Regions from separate parts of the Homo sapiens genome. Here region 2 is linked to region 1. The links are chromatin loops, found by intact Hi-C in ENCODE. Cell type or tissue: dorsolateral prefrontal cortex. All regions are shown on one strand. Links, peaks and the distances in the headings refer to the core of each region. The heading gives the core; the rest is flanking DNA. Region 1 overlaps PTPRB (protein tyrosine phosphatase receptor type B). Region 2 overlaps KCNMB4 (potassium calcium-activated channel subfamily M regulatory beta subunit 4).

What was found. A loop is a pair of places that touch in the nucleus more often than their neighbours do. Peaks named below come from ENCODE experiments on the same cell type or tissue, not always from the same donor. Only the 100,000 strongest peaks of a DNase experiment are listed, where the experiment ranks them.
Region 2: it touches region 1 in a loop (2.0-fold over the local background); 2 of 110 quality-filtered maps call a loop at or near these places.

Annotation. Positions count from the first base shown.
Region 1 is chr12:70,552,626-70,563,366 of GRCh38, forward strand. PTPRB (protein tyrosine phosphatase receptor type B) reads right to left here. Exons shown (of 34, transcript NM_001109754.4): 16 at 10,219-10,482; 17 at 8,046-8,309; 18 at 6,718-6,999; 19 at 3,245-3,523; 20 at 2,535-2,684; 21 at 152-395. It overlaps PTPRB-AS1 (PTPRB antisense RNA 1), which reads left to right. Exons shown (of 9, transcript XR_001749196.2): 7 at 5,355-5,453; 8 at 7,980-8,371. Among named protein-coding and RNA genes, the nearest start is that of PTPRB, 79 kb to the right of the region's middle. In dorsolateral prefrontal cortex, for the core only: no CTCF peak of the experiment used is centred there; a DNase peak (open chromatin) is centred at 5,306; H3K4me3 peaks cover 1,337 bases; H3K27ac peaks cover 6,740 bases.
Region 2 is chr12:70,402,703-70,413,443 of GRCh38, forward strand. All of the region lies in intron 2 of KCNMB4 (potassium calcium-activated channel subfamily M regulatory beta subunit 4), which reads left to right. Among named protein-coding and RNA genes, the nearest start is that of KCNMB4, 42 kb to the left of the region's middle. In dorsolateral prefrontal cortex, for the core only: no CTCF peak of the experiment used is centred there; a DNase peak (open chromatin) is centred at 5,485; H3K27ac peaks cover 1,848 bases.

The DNA.
Region 1 (10,741 bases), core at 921-8,920:
CAACGTTTATAAATTACCCAGTAAAATGCACAGTACTCTTGTAACGTAGGTTATTAATCTATGGAAGCTCGCATGCATCAGTTGCTCAGACAGCTGAGTGCTTAGTAATGTAGCATGTCCCTTCTAGCAAAACAGTGGTAATATATCTAACCTGTAGGCAGTGTGTGGCTTCAGTGGTCCATCACAGAATTTTTGCTGAGTGGGATCGCATTTTCCACCTAGGCTCTCCATCTCTGCTCCAAGCTTAATGTTAAAACTCTTGGAGTTGCTGTTAGGATTTTCGGCACATTTGCTGGCAAAATAATTAGTCTGATACACCCGAATGGAGGCATTGTGCCTGTACTCCAGGTAGGAAGGGAGAGGGTGCTGCTGTTCTGGCTTCAGCTCATCACTGCCTGGAGGAGAAAACCCACAGTTAAGGACTGCCTTTCTTGTGACTTAGGTGATTTCAGTGATTTTAAATTAGGTTTCTAAGGCTGCCTCCACATCCACTATCTCTGGCCATTTCCAAAGTACAGATTCTGCAATCTCAAAGAACGATGTGAAATTCTCCTAATAAAGTTAATTTTAATTCACTTTTTCCAAAATACATAAATAGTGTGTATATAAAATACACACACACACAGCATCATTTTCCTAGGAAATAAAATAAGGGTAGCTCATTGCATTAAATGAGAGCATGTCTCACAACTCCAGAGTGTTGGACAACTCCCATTGTGAGTGAACCCACTTGATAAACTATCTTGCCAATAACCATTGTAGTTGAGCTAATAAGGAAACCCCTATGACCTGGGAAATAGGAAAAAGATAAGAGAAATCATGTCCTAGGCCAGAGCAGTCATCCCACAAGGCGTGCTCCACATGTCATGCCCAGTTTGATTATTGCTCTGCATGTGGATCTGTTATCTTGAGTACAGTTTAATCCCCATCCAAATTTGGCCCCTTACTCAGAGCACTTCCCAGAACTCTTCCCCTGTCCACCCAGCCTGCTGTGTGTTTTGGCACTGCAAACCAGTTTTGATGTTGGCTGGAGAAAAGCGTAAGTAGAAAGATAAATACTATAGAGATCAGATACTATTTACAATGAGCTTCAAGAAGTGGTGCAGTGAGGGTTTATCATAGCATCCTGGATTGTTGTTTAATAAAATTTGCTCATAAGTGAGTCTTAGAAATATTTTGTTGGCAGTAGTTAAAAAGAAATGTTGTCTTTAGCATGAGTGTGTACACTATAAATGGCGTTTATATGAGATGGATTGTTATCTTAGCTAACCTGGAAATCACAGCTCATCTCCATGGACATCAATAATGGGAAGGCTGTCTGGCTGGGGAACACAAGGCTACTTTCTGGGGTGTGACTTTTTTGGTTACTGTCTCATATTCATGTAGCAAAACACTGTCTTCATTGCAGTCTAATTAAGTCTAAAGTCTTTCCACAGTTCACTAATTTATCTTCAATTATGTGGTGTGAGGAAATCTGGGACACACCACTGACCCTTGAAATTATTTAATTAATTGTGCATAACCAGATTTAGTACAATTAAATAAACTGTGAAAGCACATAGACTGTTAGATACTGTGAGCCTAAAATACCCATTGGCCTAGAAACTCCTCACAGTTTGTCAGGTTTCAAGTTTCCCCCTTACCCACAAATGGGTCAAAATTATTAGGGATGCTTAAGAAACTCATGCAGCACCTTAAACAGTATAAAAATATATAAGAAAGGTAAACTATATTAATGTCATTCCAGGCACAAGCATCTCTTTTGGAGAAATAACACACAAGACCTCAATGGCGAATACATATATGGACAGGTGTGCCCCAAATACAACACTCTTACAGGTGGTTTGACAAATGCTGATATAATAAGCTTGAAAGCTCATACTGAGTGGTTGTATGTGATGTTGTGATAACTATTCCCTAGACTTTGTTCTTATCTGTAGGAATTAGGTAGATATTGAATAATTTAGGAAACTAGAGAATAAAACTATTCAAAATTCAGTGGAGAAGGGAAGAATGTTTTTCATGAACATCTTTTCCTTCTTTTAAGCTTTTGGTTATTTTTGTGACTTGGTGGGTGGTTTGCAAGCATGATCAGTTGAGGCATTTGAGACAGGGAGGGGTGAAGACAGTTGAGGCATATTAATGTTTAATGGTAGAACAAAAGAGTAGTGAACAAGACTGACCCAATAATGAAGAGGACTGAATAAGGCATTACATGCAATGCACTTCCAATAGTGCACAGCACGTAGTAAGGGCTCAATAAATGATGGTTATTGTTATTATCGTTGTGGTTGCTATTATCATTACTCTTCTATTTAATAATTAAACCCAGAGGATAACAGGCTTTATTGCCCAAAGAGCCTTTGAGCAGCTTTTTCTTACATCTCCCTGTATCCAGCAGAGAGAGGGGTGAATGATACAAAAATTACATTTTCTACTTAAGTTTCTTAAACTTTGTCACAGAAAGATCTCCCACATGACCTCTGAGGAAGCAATTCTGTGTCTCAGAGTGGAGTTAACTCATGATAACTTACCATCAGCCTCTCTCACCACCACTGTGAAGTATTTCACAGCTCCATTGGTGTCGCTGAACCAGCTGCAGTTGACAGTAAAGTTGATGGAAGACTTGCTAATTAGCACATCCTTTTCATTCACACGAATGTGTGGGGGTGGAGGAGGGGGGCCTGGAAAAAGAGGTGGGGAAGGAACCAAGAGGGGTCACAACTCTGCTTTCACAGCATAAACAACAGTTAGTGAAATGAAGGATTCTGCTCTCCTGCATCAGACTGTGTGTGTGTGAGCGTGTGCCTGTGTTTAATGCTGTAATCAAGAAACTCTCCCCTTCTCCTGAAGGAAAACAGGCAGAGGAAGTGATTTGCCAGTGGCACATTAAACATAATGAAAGAGGTAGCTCTTCAGCAGAATTTCCTGAAGTTGTAGCTTCAAATTGCTTAAGAGCTCCATTATAGCTCTAACTATATGAGGCAAAGTGATATATTTAAATACTAACTCATTCAGGTACTTTAAGACCATCTAACTTGTTTGCTGTCAGGGTACTTTACCCAGAGAAATGTTTCCATTTCTGGAGACTTTTAGGTCCTCCTCTCCAGGTGGCAATCAGACAGGCTTATGCAAAAGTGAAGTGTATGCAAGTGAATAGCAGTGATGGATATGATAGAGAAAGGTGCACAGCCCCTTCACTCCAGTGACAGGAGGCTCTGTGCGCACCTCCAGGGACACTTACGGTCTATCATTGTGATAGTGCTGTCTTCAACCACCTCGCTGGTCATGCCGGCCGACTGCACTTTGATGGACACCAGGTACCTCTTATGGGGCACTAGCATCATGATGTTGAGCAGAGATTTTTCTTTCTCCAGCTTTCTGGAAAACTCAACTTCTTGGGTGTCCATTTTCCGGCATTCAATACTATAACCATCAAAGTCAGAATCAGGAGGGATCCAAGAACAGGCAATGGCCGTGGAGTTCTGAGGCCGGCAATGCAGGTTTTGTATCTTGTCAGGCTCTAAAGGAAACAGAGGAGGCAACACTTTTCAGAACTCAGGGAGAATTTTTTTTTTTCAGCTCCTTTGGGTCCAACTAGCTCTGAGATCTAGGTATAGGAGGGACAGACAGGCAAATACAGAGTGTCGTGGCTCACCCTAGCAGAGACACATGAGCATAAATCTCCCAGGGAACCAAGGTTGGGGTAGGAAAAGCTGGAGGACAGGTGTGGACAAGTCTGAGTAACAGTTAAAGAATGCCTTGATGGGCTTATTAATAGTTAGACGTGGCTGAGGACAGTCTCTGAGCCTGAGGATATATCAATAGAGACCTTCCAAATGGAAAAAGCAAAGAAAACAAAGACTGAAAAGCAGAACAGAAGATCGAAGGACCATGGAACAACCACAAAAGGTGTATCCTACACAAAATGGGAATACCAGAAGAAGAAAGAAAGGAACAGAAGAAATATCTGAAACAAGAATGACTAAGAATTTCCCACAAATAAATGTTAGACACCAACCACAGATCCAGGAAGCTCAGAAAACACCAAGGAGGATATATGCCAAAAAAACTATGGCTAGGCATATCGTTTTCACACTACAGAAAATCAAAGATAAAGAAAAATTCCTGAAAGAAGCCAGAGGGGGAAAAACAACTTACATATAGAGAAGCAAAGTTAAGAATTATGTCCTCCTCTGAAGCCATGCAAACAAAAAGAGAGTGGAGTGAACACTTCTTTCACGTGTTGAGAGAAACAAGTACCTACTATGTGCCAGGTGCTCTTCTGGGGATTATGAACAGTACAGAGGTAAATAAGACGTTAGCTCTAACCTCTACAAATGGAAATGAGTCCAAAATAGCCATAACACAAGGTAGAAAGGAAAACATACCAGAAGAAATGGTGAGAGAAGGTGCTATGTGGTGTGACACACAACTTTTAGCTGCTGGCTATTAGTGATCAGCAGGAGTTAGTAAAAGCTGTAAGGCAGAGGTGACACTCTGCCAAGGTATCACGAAAGAGGCATTCTACGTAGAGAAAAACCAGAAACCCAGGTACCAAAGGAGGAGGTGCCGGAGTGGGATGGTAGAAAATTGAGAACTGCAAATCATTCATTATGGTTGAAGCATATTTGTGAGAAATTGAGTACTGGAATGATTTTACATGAAAATTATAAACTTCTATTCTATTTAAACTTCTGCTATTTTGGATTTTCTGTTACCCATAGCCTCACCCGATCCTAATAAATACAAGCCTCGAAGAAAACAAAACAAAACATAACAAAACAAAAACAAGTTCCACCATAATCATTCCTCATGAAACAGCACTGAGTCTCTCTTTCATGGCAGTTTTTGTCCTCTTGGGCACTCCCCCTTTTGGTAAATGCCTCCCTTAAATTCTAGCACCCGGGACTGAATACAACAGTCCAGTTGTGACTTATAAGCCTAGCCTCTAACAGAGTTGTATGAGCTCTTAAACTGAGCACCTGCGAGGCTGTTGGGAAAGGCAGTCTCATGTGCATAGTCTATCAACCCCCATTTGGCTGTGTAAGAAATGGCCCTTGAGCTTAAGATACTTTCTTACCAAGAGATGGAGAGCCTACACACCCTGTGCTGGGCTCATTGCCTTGTGTGGGAGTATCATTCCCTGTTGCAAGCTCAATGTATGCTCTTTTGTTCTGCTTAAGCATGTGTGTCACATGGTAGATGGCGAACACCAATGCTATAGTTGTCCTCTGAGGAGACAGGACAGGGTCCTTCTACTGTGGCCCGAGAGGGGTGCACTTAGCCAACTGCCCTCCATTGGCTGCTGGAAGAGACCACAGACAATGCGCCCTTCTGTTTTCTGTTGTCAGGGTTGAAGATAGCAAGTGCATCTCTGGGCAACTACTGCAGCTGGCTGTGGGGGACTGATGCATACTGTTGAGGCTGATCTTACTCTGTCTCCTCTCTATGTAAGTAAAGCTTTGTTCCATCCAGTGTTTGCATTGTGTTTCCCTGGCTACTCTAATACCAGATGCAATGGTCAGAAGTGTTTAGAGTTCTGCCCTGGGTTTGGTAACCAGTGCAGGGTGTTCTGCTTAGCAGATTTCATGAACACAGCCCACAGTCAGCCACGGAAAACTCATCCTGAGCTCGCCATAAACTAAAACTCTTAGTTCTTTTTCACATATTTCTCTTGACACACAAATAACTGCTCTTTGGATACAATGTGGCATAAAAGTTATACTTGTTATAGTATTAATGCTTATTAAAAAAATAAAACAACTACTTGCTTAAATTTCTAACTTTCAACTATGTATTTTATCAACAACCAATAACTATCTGATCTGATCCCAGAAGCTACTTATACTGGGTATTATTGAAACACAAATATTTGGATTAAAGTCCCTACACTGAATACCTGTCTTTCTTTGAGGGTGATAGTATCTATCCCAAAATGCCTTTGGGAAGAAACTGGTATATGCTTCGTCGTCGAAGTATTTTTATCTCAGGGACATACAGCAGTATATGCTAACTATGATCCCTCTGCTTCTAGTTTTGCCTCTTTCAATCTATTCTCTACACTGTACCCAGAGTAACTTTCTAAAGTGTAAATAATGATTATGATATCTCTGCTGAAATTGAGTGGCTCCAGTTGGTTCAAAATAAAGTTCAAAGTAGTTACCATGGAATACAAAATATTTTATTATCTGATTCCCTTAATCCTCACCTTTTATGCTATGGCCAAATAAACTTCTTTCTGTTCCCCTATTGGTAGATCTTGTACTCTCCCTCCTCTCTCATCTTGGAATATTTTATTCTCTCTACCTGGAATATTCTCCACTTCTTCCCCTACCTCTACCTGGTAAATCTCTTGCTTTAGGTTTCTATTTGGATGTTTCCTTTTCCAAGAAGTTCTCTTGTATTGGGTCAGATTACCTAACAAGTGTCTCCATAGTACCATTTACTTCCCTCATCACACCCAAAATATAATGTCTATTTACAAATAGTACGTCCTACCTAATTGTAAGCCCCATGAGGGCAGAGAGAGATTTATTGTCCCTTGTTGTTAATGTTGAATGAACGAACAAATCTACAGAGACTTCTGCCTGAATTCAAATCCAGACCAATCCCATGTAAAAATATGGATTTAATCCAAGCCCTATTTGAGTAAGATGTTGAACATATACTTCCTCTACTCCATTTGAGAAATAAGAGTAGCAAAACATGTCATACTTGTCCTCACAGATCCAAAAATTGGTTTGCTGTAAGTTTTCCAGGAATCACCACTGACAGTCTTGACGTTGAATTGATAGGATCTCCCTGGACGAAGACCATACACAATGCGTCCTTCTGATTTTCTGTTGTTGTAGGGGTTGAAGACAGTAAGTGCATCTCTGGGCAACCACTGCAGCTCAAAGTCGTTGTAGTCTGTCCAGTCTGGGGGCCCTTTCCACGTGATGGCCAAGGATGTGTTTGCAATGTCAGCAAATGACATAAGACTGGGAGGACTTGGAGCTGAATGTAGGAGAAAGTGAAAAATCACATAATCACAGCTATGCCATAACATATACAAATAAGATAGCTGAGCAACATCAGACACACTTTTAATGTACTTTGTAGGAAGAGATAATATGATAATAATATAGTAGCAGGAGCTTTCATTAATAGTGTTTATTATGTGTAAGGCACTGTCTTCGAGCATTTTATGTACTTTTTTTTTTTTTTTTTCACTTTTTTTTTTTTGAGACAGAGTTTTGCTCTTGCTGCCCAGGCTGAAGTGCAGTGGAGTGATCTTGGCTCACTGCAACCTCCGCTTCCCAGGTAGCTGGGATTACAGGCACCTCAGCCTCCCAAGTAGCTGGGATTACAGGTGCCCACCACTACACCTGGCTAATTGTTGTATTTTTAGTAGAGACAGGGTTTCCTCTCGTTGACCAGGCTGGTCTCGAACTCCAGACCTCAAGTGATCCACCCACCTCGGCCTCCCAAAGTACTGGGATTATAGGCATGAGCCACGGTGCCCAGCCTCATATACCTTTTCTTAAATATTCATAGCCAGATCTTCCTTACCATGGTGCTGTGGAGCATGAGTGTGCCCTGAATGGGTTACAAGTGTGTGAAGATATTAATTCCATCAGATTTTGGGGTACAGGGCTGACGTCCACAGACAATTATGTTCAGTTGCAGATAGCCTTGTTGATTAACTCCAGGGTGGCACACAGACCTCTGTGTGTGCCCATGACATAAAAACAGTTAGGAAGCACTGGTGATAGCCACACAGTGATGATGTATATGATTATTCCCACTTTGCAGATAAGAAAACTGAGGCCTAGAGATGCTCAATGACTTGCCCAGATTCATAGAGCTAAGCTAAGGACATATTTCTTTTGGACCAAAGCCTTGTCCTTTATCTGTTGTCCCACAGTCCCTTCCCAAATTCAGGGGCTAGCTCAGGGTATATCATTATTGGCTTTATCTCTTGTCATTAAAATCAGAATCAAAATGTGTCTCTGGAAGCTACTTCCCACCATCCCTTGGCCATTGGCACCTGGGCTTCTCACCTGTTCTGCTCTCCGCTGTGACTTTATTGCTGAGATCTCCACTGTGAGTTACCACCCACAGCACGTACTTCCTTCCAGGAACAAGGCCTTGAAACCGCCACTCCGTCAGGTCCTTGTCTTTCCAGTTTTCCTTCTTTGTGCCATTGGGATTATAGAGAATCAGCTCATAAAAGTCAAAGTCCCCAGAGGCTGGACTCCAGTTGAACCAAAGGCTGTCTGTCGTGTTCCGATTGGACCCCCTGAGATGACTCACAGAGGCTGGGACTTAAACAGAAGAAAAATTGTTACTGAGAACAAAACAGAAACACAGGCATTTTGGCCCACAGGTGAGAGTATATGCTATGTTGGGCATGTGGGTGAGTCGTACATATTGTAGTCAGATCTTGCCTACATTTCAGGCCATTTAACTTTAAGGGCATATGGACTAGAGATATGGTATAAATTAAAACAAAACAAACCAGGTGGTGACTTCTAGATGCTTGCCACATGGACCCTGATAGGCATGTAAAATGAAATCTTCATAAATGATGAATAAATCGTTGTCATTTAGCTTATGAAAAAGGCCCAGAAAATGTATATACGAGGTTCCAGCTCCTCCCAGTGTGGCCTATCTCATTGCAGCCACCATCCCATAACAACCCTCTCTGGGTCTCTTTACATCCTCTGTACCCTCCTTTAGGTTCTCAGTTCTCTTGTGCTCTTTTTTATAAAATCTGTATTGGTACAACTTCATTTAGGGAGAGAAGTGTTAACAGTCACTCCTATCACTGTATAGATTAGTCATGCTGCCACCTATCCCAATAGCTTTGCTATTTTTTGGAGAATGAAGACTGTTGCCACATTGGGAGACCTTTAAGCATTAATGAGCAGGTAAGGAAAGATGTGCAAAGGGTGGGTTGCCTCAGAAATGATGACATCTAGGCAATTCTATTTGTGGTTGAAGCTTATCGCTGCTCTTTTTCACTCCTTTCAAAAGACAAACAGAACTTCTGTTGGGTGCCCTTGGAATATGTTCCCACGTGGCTCCCCTCACCTTTAGGTCTCTGCTGAAATGCCTTCTCCTATCTAAAGCAGTTGCTTGTCCTGCCAAGTCACTATCATGACACATCATTTTTTTCATAGAATTTAAGGCATTCCCAGATCATCTCCCTTTGATGATCTGTCCTTGTCCTCTTCCCTCCCCGCTATTGCAGAGTTCTCTGAGGGCAGGGCCCTTGACTGTCTTGTTCACCGTCACATTACAGCAGTGGGCCATGTGCCTGGCACAGAAGAGCACCTAAAACTATTGTCAAATGAGAAAAAAGAATTGAATAGGTGGGCTGACCGTGGTGGCTCACGCCTCTAATTCCAGCACTTTGGGAGGTCGAGGCAAGAGGATTGCTTTAGCCCAGGAGTTCAAGACCAGCCTGGGCAATACAGGGAGGCCCCCATCTCTACAAAAAATAAAAATTAAAAAGTTAAAAGTTTGCCATGCATGGTGTCGTGTGCCTGTAGTCCCAGCTACTCGGGAGGCTGAAGCAAGAGGATCACTTGAGCCCAGGTGGTCGAGGCTGCAGGGAGCCATGATGGCATCACTGCACTCCAGCCTGGGCAACAGAGTGAGAACTCGTCCCCCCCCAAAACATTTTTTTTTGAACAGGAGATAAAGGACTCAAATTATGGGAAAAGGGTAGATTCTGTTTTTTGTTTGCAGCCCAGAGAGATGTCTCTCACTTTCCTGGAACTCTGTGTTTTCACTTCATCTAGCGCTGTGTTTCTAATTCGCAGCAGTCACTGCCTGTTTGTTATATTTGTGGTTGCCCTTCTCTGCTCCTGCTCTCCTCTCCGTCTATTTCTTGTTAGAAAGCTGAAGGGTGTAGCTCGAATTAAACTATGATGGGTTACAGCCCTCTTGTACAGTTTGATGGCAAGAGGAGGAACCGCATTCATTTTTTACCAAGCCCTAGGAAGTAAATAAGTGGAGGCAAAAGAGCAGAAGCCAGTGCAAAAACTAGCCACAAATTAGTTATATATAATCAAAGGTGCGATTTAGGGTCAAACAGCCTGAAAGTCACAAATGCCATATAAAGCTACATCCTGAATAGAATAGGAAACTAAGGACCAACCAAGGAAAAGCCAGTGAATACCGGGACAATTCCCCCACGATTCATTACTGCTTGGGTCTTGGTCTTACCTGTTCTACCAAATATGAAAGACTCATTAGACAGCTCCCCACTGTGAGTTACAATCACCATCTTGTACATTCTGCCTTGTAGCAAGTTCTGGAAAGAGAAGCTCTGGACTAGTGGGTCAACTTGAGCTCTCTCCTGGAGATTCCCATCTGGGTTGTACAAAAAGATGTTGTACCAGCTGAGCTCCCCCTCTGAGGCGGTCCAGCGGAAGGACAGGTGCCTGGTGGAGTTCTCTGTGATCCTCAGGTCGGTGACAGCTGCTGGGACTGGAAAAGTCGAGGAGCAAGAGAATGAGGGAGGGAAATGCAGTGAGGAGAAGGGAGCAGGTGGGGAAGAGGGAAAAGCAAACAGAAAGAGGAAGTTGGATTCAGTGATACGGGAAACAGTAACAATAGGAAAAGCCAAAAGCACTTTACAAAAATCTTCATGTTAGAATTTTGCAAACCCTTTTGGACTTCTGTGCTACCTCTTGGCAAGGTCAAGTGCTGCTAGCAACCACCTCCTTGCAAACTGCTGGCACAGATG
Region 2 (10,741 bases), core at 1,105-9,104, 150 kb before region 1:
GAGAAATGCACAGGTGGACGGATGTCAGGGTTGTTTGATGCAATGACTTAATAGTGTTACCAAAACCCAGCTCCTTTTCAAATCTGGCCTCAAGGTGGCTCTTTTCACAGTTATAATATAGTTGCTTCAGTTCCAGATGTCCCAGCCAGATGCAGCAGTGTCCAAAGAGAGAAAGAGCCTGTCTTTCTTGATGCATTTTTCTTGGGATTTGGAAAACTTTTCCCATCTTCCCACAGGCAACCTCCCTTCATGTATCCTTGTTCACAGTGAGTTCCTTTGCCCACACCTAAACCAATCACAAGAAAGAACAATCAGAATCAACCCCTGACTTGGGGCTAGTGTTACATCTCTTAAGTCACTTGGAGACGGGGTATACCCCTGAGTAGATTTGGGAAGGAAGAAGAAAGGGAACAAGGTGTTGTGGAACAACCAAAAATGCCAATGAAAAGGTTGTCTCCCATATTCCATAGTCATCGTCTTTTATTTTATTTTATTTTATTTTATTTTATTTTATTTTTTCAGGAAATGTTTCTGAGTCATAATATTCCATAGGCTTCTATTTACAACTCTCTCCCAGGAGCTTGCAAGGGTTGCTTCACATAACTAGGCCAGAGGAGCTTTTTATTTTATTTTCTTTTTGTTTTGTTTGAGTAGGAGTCTCGCTCTGTCACTCAGGCTGGAGTGCAGTGGCACGATCTTGGCTCACTGCAACCTCTGCCTCTCAGGTTCAAGTGATTCTCCTGCCTCAGCCTCCCAAGTAGCTGGGATTACAGGTGCATGCCACCATGCCCAGCTAATTTTTGTATTATTTAGTAGAAACGGGGTTTCACCATGTTAGCCAGGCTGGTCTTGAACTCCTGACCTCAGGCGATCCTCCCATCTTGAAGTACTGGGATTACAGGCGGGAGCCTCTGTGCCCAGCTAGAGGAACTTTAAAAAAAGAAAATTTACCACAGACCAATTAATTAGAATCTTTGGTGGTTGAAACCGGGCATTAGCATTTTGTAAAATCGATGCTAGGGATTCTAATCTATAACCAGAAACTACAGTCACTGTTCTGCCCTTTCACTTTTCACCCATTACTGGAATTGTTTGTATGCCCATTTTCCTCACCAGGCTGCACACTTGTTAAGGGTATGGGCCAGTCTTCTTTGTTTATGTATCTCTAATATCTAGCACAATGTCTGGGTTTCAGGTAATAAATATTTGGTGAGTGAATGAATAAGTGAATGCAATGTGTCAAATTAAAAGGAGGGTTCTTTGCTTCCAAGGAATTAGGACTTATTGCTGAAAGCATATGCATATGCACATATAAATATGATTACATCAGCTAGAAATAGAAGGGGGAAGACTGAACATTGAGGTGGCAACAATAAAGAAATTAAGGCTTGACAATGTAAGATACCTTAGGTAAATAAGTTATGTAATATGGAGTAATGAGTTTGTAAGCTAGAAAGGTAGCTTGGGGTTAGATTTCTAATGGGTCATTAGTGTCAAACTAAAGAGATTCTTTGTCATATAGGCAATAAAAATTTGTCAAAAGTTTTTTTTTTTTAATTGAAGACTGACATGAGTAGACCTTTTGAGTTAGAAAGTAACTGGTGTGAATGTTGAATGTATACTGGCTGGGAAAGATGGGTTAAAGGCAGAAAGAAAGGAGAGTACTGAGTGAAAAACATTTTTGAATGGTTACTGTGTGCCTGCCATTGTGAATGACATTTTGTTTAGATTACTAAATCTCTAAATACTAGCCCCATTTAACATATGAATAAATTGCATATTTAAAAAGTTAAATAACTTCTCCAGTGCACACAACTGTTAAGTGCAAAAACTGGAATCCAGTTAGTCTGATTCCCAAAGTTCCCATCGACTATCTGCTGGTCCTCGTAAGAGACTTTGAGGGCATAAACGAGAATAGTGGTGGTGAAAGTAGCAACAAGGATTATAGCAGTAAGATTTTTTAGTTAGAATCAACAGAACTTAATGACAATGTAAGTGATAAGGAAAAAGGTGTCAAACTTGACTGAGTGTTAGAAAAGGACAGTCTAGCTCTGAGTATGCTGAATTTGAGAGATTCTTAAAATATCCAGAAGATGCTTTGAAAGAGTTAGAAACACAGACTTTTAAGTTGAGGAGCAAGAGGTCAGAAGCAGTGCTATTCAGATGTGGGAATCATGGCGCACAAGCTGTAGTTGAAGCGAAGACAAAGAGTGCATATTGTGAACATTTAGAGTGAGGAGGGAAATGTTGACAGAATCTTAGGATCATCTACATTTAAGTTATAGGCAGAAGGAGATGAAGGAAGAGTGGCCAGAGGGTGAAAGGAAAATCAAATAAGAACGTCTTAAAAGGAGAGTATTTTAAGGAGAAGAAGTTAGTCAAGAAGAAGATAATTTAGGTACAGCCTTTGATAAGTACAGACTACTCATTCAAGAAGTTTGCCATGGACTACATCATACTAAATAGCAAAGAAAACACTCAACAGAGTGAAAAGGCAACCTACAGAATAGGAGAAGATATTTGCAAACTATATATCTGCTAAAGAGTTAATCCCCTGAATACATAAGGAACTCCTACAACTCAATAGTAAAAGAAACTAATAATCTGATTTAAAAAAAGGCTAAGGGCTTAAATAGATATTTCTCAAAAATAGACATCTAAATGGCTGACAGGTATATGAAACATTGCTGAACCTCACTAATCATCAGAGAAATGCAAATCAAAGCCACAATGTAATGTCACCTCACGCCTCTCAGAATGACTATTAACAAAAAAACAAAAGACAGGTATTGGTGAGGATACGGACAAATTGGAACCCTTGCATACCGTTGGTGGGAATGCAAAAGGATGCAGCTGCTATGGAAGACAGTATGGATGTTCCTCAAAAAATTAAAAGTAGAACTACTGTATGATCCAGCAATCCCACTCCTGGGTATTTCTCCAAAAGACTTGAAATCAGGATCTTGACTCTTCAAGATCCTGAAGAGCACTCCTCCTTTTACCACAGCAGTATTCACAATAGCCAAGATGTGGAAACAACCTAAATGTCCATCAGCAGATGAATGGATAAAGAATATGTGAAGCCAGGCGCAATGGTGATACCTGGGGTCTCAGCTAGGGGAGGCTGAGGCGGGAGGATTGCTTGGGGCCAGGAGTCCAGCCTGGGCCACATAGCGAGATCCGATCTCGAAAAGAAATAGAAAGAAAATATGGTATGTACATACAATGGAAGTGTTCAGCCTTTGAAAAGAAGGAAACTCTGCAACATGTGACGACATGGATGAACCTGGAGGACATTATACCAAGTGAAAGAAGCCAGACACAAAAAGGCAAATACTGTATGATTCCACTTATATGAAGTATCTAAAATAGTCAAATTCATAGATTAAAAAAGTGGAATGGTGGTAGTTATCAGGGGCTGGGAGGAGGGGGTAACGGAAGTTACTAATCAATGGCCATAAAGTTTCAGTCAAGTAAGATCAATAGGCTCTACAGACTTGTACAGTACAAGTCAACACTTGTGTACAACAATACTGTACTATCACCAACAGTAATGTATTGTACACTTAAAAATTGAAGAGGGTATATCTCATCTTAAGTATTCTTACCACAATAAAATAAAATTAAAGTTTCCTATGACTGGAAAAAGGCTTGGGGAGGAGGTGAGTAACTGAGGAGTGGATATAGAGAAATAAGCCTCCTGCAGATGAAAACTGTTGGAGGGAGAGAGAAAAATGGAATGTATATCGTAAAGTAAAAATGGAACGTGCCCTGAAGAAAACGAGACAGAATGAAATAAAATGCTGAAGGAGTACGCAGATTTCTTTTTCTGTGAGGTGGGACTCTTTGAGCCTGAACCCACTGCTGTGTGAATCAGGTGCTTCCTTGAAGCTTCCTGCCCTGGACTGGGAACTGGTTTCAGAACGTTCCTGAGCTTGAGCTTGCAGTTGGAGGTGAACAAGGCACCCCTTCCATGTGCTGTCCTGACTAGCTGGTGACCATGTTGATGAACGTCCTCTCACTCCCCACTTGGGAACTGCGTGTTGTAAGGGCTGCCTCCCCCTGACAGGGTTGTCTCCTCCTGTCAGGGCATGAATTTTGAATATTCTCAATACCCAGTCAAGAAGGACTATTCCTCCAGAAGTGTGAGGTCTACCTAAAAAGAGCTAAACCAAATTATATACTAAAAGTATAAAAGTATTTTTTTGTACTCTCGCAACAATTCTGACACCAAATGTGTGGGGTATTTCCACACCAAGCAGTTCAGTTCTCTGGTGACACTAGCTGGTGTCCTACAGTTCAGTTTGTTTCTGGAGTTGGCATCAGATCCCACAAATTAAAGGGTCCAGCCCCACAAGATGACCCCCACTTCAGATGTCAAGCGCATGTCCCAGCTATCTACCTGTACTTCTGGCTGACCTTCTCTAAGTCAGGGGTTCCCACATCCTCCCTCCTTGCATTCAATAATTTGCTAGAATGGCTCACAGAACACTACTTACTATTCCAGTTTATTATAAAGGACACAACTCAGGAACTGCCAGATGGAAGAGATGCATTGAGCAAGGGGCCCTCTCCAGGCACACCACCTTCCCAGCACCTTGATGTATGCACCAACCCAGGAGCTCTGGAGTTGTTAGGGTTTTTATGGCTATTACATAGGCACGATTGATTACAGCATTGGCCCTTGGTGGTTGAGTTGATCTCTAGCCAACTCTCCCTTGCCTGGAGAGGTGGCTAGAGAGAGGTGGTGCTGAATTCTTTTTTTTTTTTTTTTTTTTTTTTTGAGATGGAGTCTCACTCTGTCGCCCAGGCTGGAGTGCAGTGGCTTGATCTCTGCTCACTGCAAGCTCCGCCTCCCGGGTTCACACCATTCTCCTGCCTCAGCCTCCCGAGTAGCTGGGACTACAGGCGCCCGCCACCACACCCGGCTAATTTTTTGTATTTTTAGTAGAGACGGGGTTTCACCGTGTTAGCCAGGATGGTCTCGATCTCCTGACCTCGTGATCCGCCCGCCTCAGCCTCCCAAAGTGCTGGGATTACAGGCGTGAGCCACCGCGCCCAGCCTGAGGTGGTGCTGAATTCTAATCCTCTATTCACATGGTTGGTTCTTCTGACAACCGGTCCCCATCCTCCAAGAGTCACCTCACTAGTATAAACTTGGGCATGGTTGAAAGGGGCTTACTATGAAAAAACGAAGATTCTCCTCTCACCCCGACTACTCAGGAAATTACAAGGGTTTTACAAGTTCTGTGCCAGGAACCGGGGCAGAGACCAAATACAAATTTCTTATTATGTCACCTATAGCAGTTGTGTTAACTTCAGTACAGTAAATTTAAGCTCATTATACCTCCTTCAGAACGGATACACATTCCCTATCCATCATCTCACTGTCCCATTCCCAAACGGTGGGGGTGTAGATAGAAGCGGGGGTGGTCTATCACAGCCCAGCAGCACTCAAGACAGGATTTTTCAGCGACTCTGGGAAGGCAGGCGTTCGGAGTTTGGCTCTTTTACCATGACATATGTGAGAGGAAACAGGAGTGCTGTTTGGAGGTGTGAAAAATGGCAGCTCCCTGGTGCCATCTACTCTTAGTACACTTTTTACTACTGCTAAATATGAAATTAAAATAGACTTACTGTAGGGACTCCCAGATGCTCTTGAAAAGATGAACTTTATATTTAAAGAAACCTTTCGATTTCGCTCAAATGCAGGAAATTAGGGAGAATAGTCCAGTTTTGACTTTCAAGAAAAGGGTGTTATTTTAAAAATCTAAGACAAAGATTAGAGGAGTCTTAGCTTTCCACTGGTTAAGTCCTGTTGAGGCAAGCTGTATTCCAGTGTTGAGTCTGCAGCGGCCGAAGCAGCCCCGAAGCAGCTGTGCCTGCCGTGGGCAGTCAGTCTCGGTGCGGCCATCCCTCTCTACACCCAGGAAGGATTCTGCAGAGGCGTCACTGGGGTGAATTCATGCCAAGGGTTGAGTCCATTTGTGGCCCTCCCATATAACCTTTCCACTCTTTGCCTCCCTTAACCTCGAGGCTCAGTCTCCTTCCAAAATGTGTAGATTTTGTTTTTACACTTTTTTATTCAGGTAAGTTCACAATTCTCCCTATATCATGTTTTCATTTTTTTTCTCAGTCTTTCCCTGGCTTATTCCTTCTCAGCAAAACCTAACTTATACCCCCTTAACGAGTATACTTTGAAACCCCCTTTTCATTGCCAGAAAACTTCTCTGTATTCTCAATCTTTTCATACAATTTCCTTTCTTCATCTTTGCCTTAACTGGCTTCTCCTTGAAGAGGGCTTGTCCCTTTGAAAATAACTATTCATTCTTCAATTCCCTTTGGATCTAAAGGCCAAAAGGAGTGATCAGTCTTTTTATCTTTTCCTCTTGTTGGAGAGCATAGAGTTTTTCTATACAGGTTTACTTTTTAGTACTTTGTTTTATACCTCTGGATAGTAGGTCACAGAGTACACGGAGCAGGCTTACACAAACACACACGTCAAATGAACAAATCCAGCCACACCACCTGTGCAGTCTCTTGAATTCACTTCCTCCACCACTGCCTGGATTCAGGCTCTCACCTGGCTTGTTGAAGGCATCCTCAACTAGTCTGTCAGCCTTGGTCTTTCTCTTGTCTGTCATCCACACCACGCTAGGTTTTGTTTTGCTTTGTTTAAGCCTCCTTTTGATCTTGTCACAGTCCTTGATTAAATTTTTCTGCCTTCTTCTTATCTATAGGATAAAGGCCATGCTCTTCCAATTCCAACTTAAACTTCTGCCATTGAATTATGTGCCAGTCAAGGAAAACCAAAGACAAAACAACAAGAAAACAACAACAAAATAGCAGACACGGTCCTTGCCTTCATGGAGCCTATAGTCTGTAGTCACAACAGTAGTATAATTACAAAGTAGGGTAGTGCTATGAAGGGGAAGCTGAGGATGCTGCTATGAGATATTACGGCATGATGGGGAATTTCAAAGACCTTTCTGTGTAAATTAAAATTAGGTCAAGACCAGAGGATGTTCAAGAATTAGCTAGGTAAAAAGCTAGGGGGAGAATATTTCAGAATGAGATACTACCATGTGCCAATGTTCTGCAGCAAAAAAGAGCTTGGTGGTTTTAGGTACTGGAAGGCCAGTGTGTCAGGAGAACTGTGAATGAGTGGGAGAGTGGAGCAAGAACTATACAGGGCTTAGATTTCTCTTAAAATGTAGTGAGCAGCCAGTCGTTGGTTTTAAGCAGAGTGGTAATATGGTCTGCTTTACATATTTTAACTTTTATTCCAGCTGCATCAGTCACCTCGAGTCATTCTGTTTCCCATACACCTTGATGCCTTTGCTCCTGTCTCTTTCTCCTCACCTGGGGACACCTTCACCTTTTTTACTTCTGGGAATTAGCACAGCACAGTAGTCCTAGAATGAACTCTAGAACCAAACGCTTTCTAGTGGCGTGGTCTTAGATATGTTACTTAAATCTATCTGTGCCTCAGTTTCCTTTGCAGAAGTGGGATATAATATCAAGGAGATGGCATGTGCCTAACCCACAATAATTCCTACAAAAGTGTTTGCTATTATTGTTTTTATTACTATTATTAAGATTCACCTCAAATGTTACTGTGTAACCTTCTCCCACCTTTTCAGGTATAATTCATTACTTCCTCTTCTGCAGTCCCACACTGCCATGGTTGCTTTTATCACACTGTTAAGAGAGTTGAATATGTACTTTTTTGTTGTTATAGATTATGAATTCCTTAAGGGCAGCAGTCATGTGACATCAAGCATCGGGATTTACATTTCTCCTCTATCACTGATTAATTGTACGACCTTGGATAAATTGTGCAGCTTCTCCATCTTGGTTTCCTCGCCTGTAAAATGAGGATAGCATTACCCATCTTAAGAGCTTCTGTTTTGGTTTTGTAAGAAACACATTTGCACCATAGCTAATACTTAGTAAACACATATGCTTTTCTTCCCTGCCTCTGTAGATTTCTAACAACTAAGTTAGAAACAAAGTTGGGCCTGGTTATTTACTGATTGGAGGCTGAGGTGTTGAATAAATAAATAATGAGGGTTTTATGAATGAGTAAAACAACAACACAAAAAAAAGGAAGAAAGAAGAAATTCTGTTGTTAAATATGTTGTACTCCTGATGCTAACAGATATATCCTAATTTCTAAGTTCACTCAAAGTGTGTTTATCCTGTAGCATATGTTTTTAAATCCAGTTTACCCTTAGCATTTTAAAGAAAGATAAACATAATGGCCTGAGCTCAAATTGAGTAGTGGTTTCTTCAGAACACAGTTTTAAAGCCATTAAAATAGAAGATGAAAAGCAACTGATTAGAAAAAGACTGCTCACTTACTTAGGGTTTAGTTTTCTTAACTATAAAATTTGATAGACTGATGGATGAAATGATCTCTAAAATTCCTTCAAACTCTCAAATTCTATGGTTTTATGATTCCCTGGTTCTGAAGACTTGTACAAAATTACAACAACTTAAGATGCTAGATAAAATCCTAATGGTGAAAGGGAGAGGCAATTAGTAAAGAAATAAATGGTTAACAGTCTAGAGCCATTTAATGGAGAGGGAGACAGCCCTGCTACCTCAACGGTAATTGAGTTTCATAATGATGACACTGAGTCATCAAAAAAGGTTAAATTTGGTTCAACCTACTCTCCTTAAAAGGCAAAGAAATGTGTAATGCATTTTTAGGAAGATTTTTACCAATAATATTTTAATATTTTATTAGTTTTTATTCAACTTAAAATTTAAGCTTTAATTATTTGGAAAATTCACTTTTGTAAATGTCTATTTCCTCTCCGTGAAGCAAGCCCATTTCAGGGGCTACAGAGATCTTCCTGCCGCCACAGAATAGCTTATCACTCTGGTATCATGGTTGTTACTCTTTTTGTAATTTAGTGTCCTAAATTTTACACATAAAAATGCTACCATCTCAAGCTGGGAACAGTGGCATATACCTGTAGTCCCCACTACTTGGGAGGCTGAGATGGGAGGATCATTTGAGTCCAGGAGTTTAAGGCTAGCCTGGGCAGCATAGGGAGACCCTGTCTAAAAAAAGAAAAAAGAAAGTGGTAGATGAACTGAAGAGGTTGAAATAGATAATACTGTGCGTGTATGTCATGCTAAGGGGTTTAAATTTGTCTTAAGGGCAGTGGAGGAGTGACAGTCACATTTAAGTTTTAGAAAGATGAGTCTAGTGGCAGCATGGAGGGTAGATTGATAGAAGCCAAAGCTGGAGGATCCATGAACAATTTGGAGACTGTTGTACCAGTCTAGACAAGGGATGGTAGGAGCTTGGACAAAGGTAGAATTAGTGGAGGAAGAAAAGGAGGAATGGACATAGGACTTGAAGGAAGTGGAATCTGCAGATTTAGAGAAGTACATGATGCTTGATAGGGGTTGAGGTTAAGAACTGGATGGAATTGGATCCAGTTCTGGCTTTCTGTCCTGGGTAACTGTTTTGGAGGCACCATTAACTGGAATGTTCTGGGAAAGCCTTTGCTTTTCTGATGTGAGTGCTGCTGCCTCCTGCTTTCTGATGCCACAACAGCAAAAGGCATCATGCAGCTTTGAGGTGATAAACAGGAGAGTGGACATCTACACATTAGTAAGAGTGGAGCAAAAAGAGCCAGCTTCCTGGCACTCTTGTGGAATAGCTGCCCCTGCCCTGGCCATGCTACCTCTGGATTTCTTGTTATGTGTGACAGACAACACTTACATGCTTAGAAATAGGCATCTGAATATGTTTATAACCAATAGAGTGAAAAATGATTGGTCAGTTGTAGTTTATTTTCCGGACGTCTTTGCATTCTAAAAACAGATTGAGCTCTAAAAACAGATGCAAGCTCAAAAAAAGATTTATTTTAATATATTTATATGTTGAATTTAATTGTACCATTGGCTTCTAAGTTTTTCTTTTGGCTTTTTTATAGAGCAAATTACTAAAGAAAAAACTTTGTTTTTACTAGCAGACCTCTTAGTATACAAATGGGGAAAATGTGCATATAAAGATGGGACCTAAGATTTGGAACAAATTCCAGAGGAAAATTTTGTTGACATTGGAATGAATTACTAAATACTGTGTTTGATATTTGGTAAAAATTACTTATTTTTGTCTTCTACTCTGAGAAGTATTTCTTACAGTCTTATCATTAGAGAATAGACTGGTTCTAAGGCTATTTTTTACAGGAACATATTGGCTTTTTCTTTAGACATTAAACCCAATGATATATCCTGTATCTTAAAAAACAAAACAGTAAATCTGGAATCTTACCGAAACCAAGTATTTTCCATATACATTTGTGTCTGTCTCCATATTAAGAGAGATTACATCAGAGTTGAAGGCTTTCTTTGGTCCCAAAATCTGTACTTTTTAAAAAAAGCAGTGATTGCTGTGGCTTCTCCAGTATGCTGTGGAATATATATGGAAGTTATTCCAGTGTTTTTTCTCAGTCTGACATCCAAATGGCTGTACATTACTTAAAATCTACATTTGAGAGTCTGTTTTCTAATGGTTAATCAAAGTGTTTTCATGCTTGCAAATTCATCTTCTAACAGCTTTTATCATCGTGGCATTAAAGTTAAGAATTTGATGTTATTAAATCACTTTTCATTTAAGATATTTTATGCAGCCTTCAAACAAAGCCCTGAGGGAATTTGGGAGGAAAAATACAAGAACCGTAGGACAAGTAGGTCATAGAGTGCAGCATCATCAGAT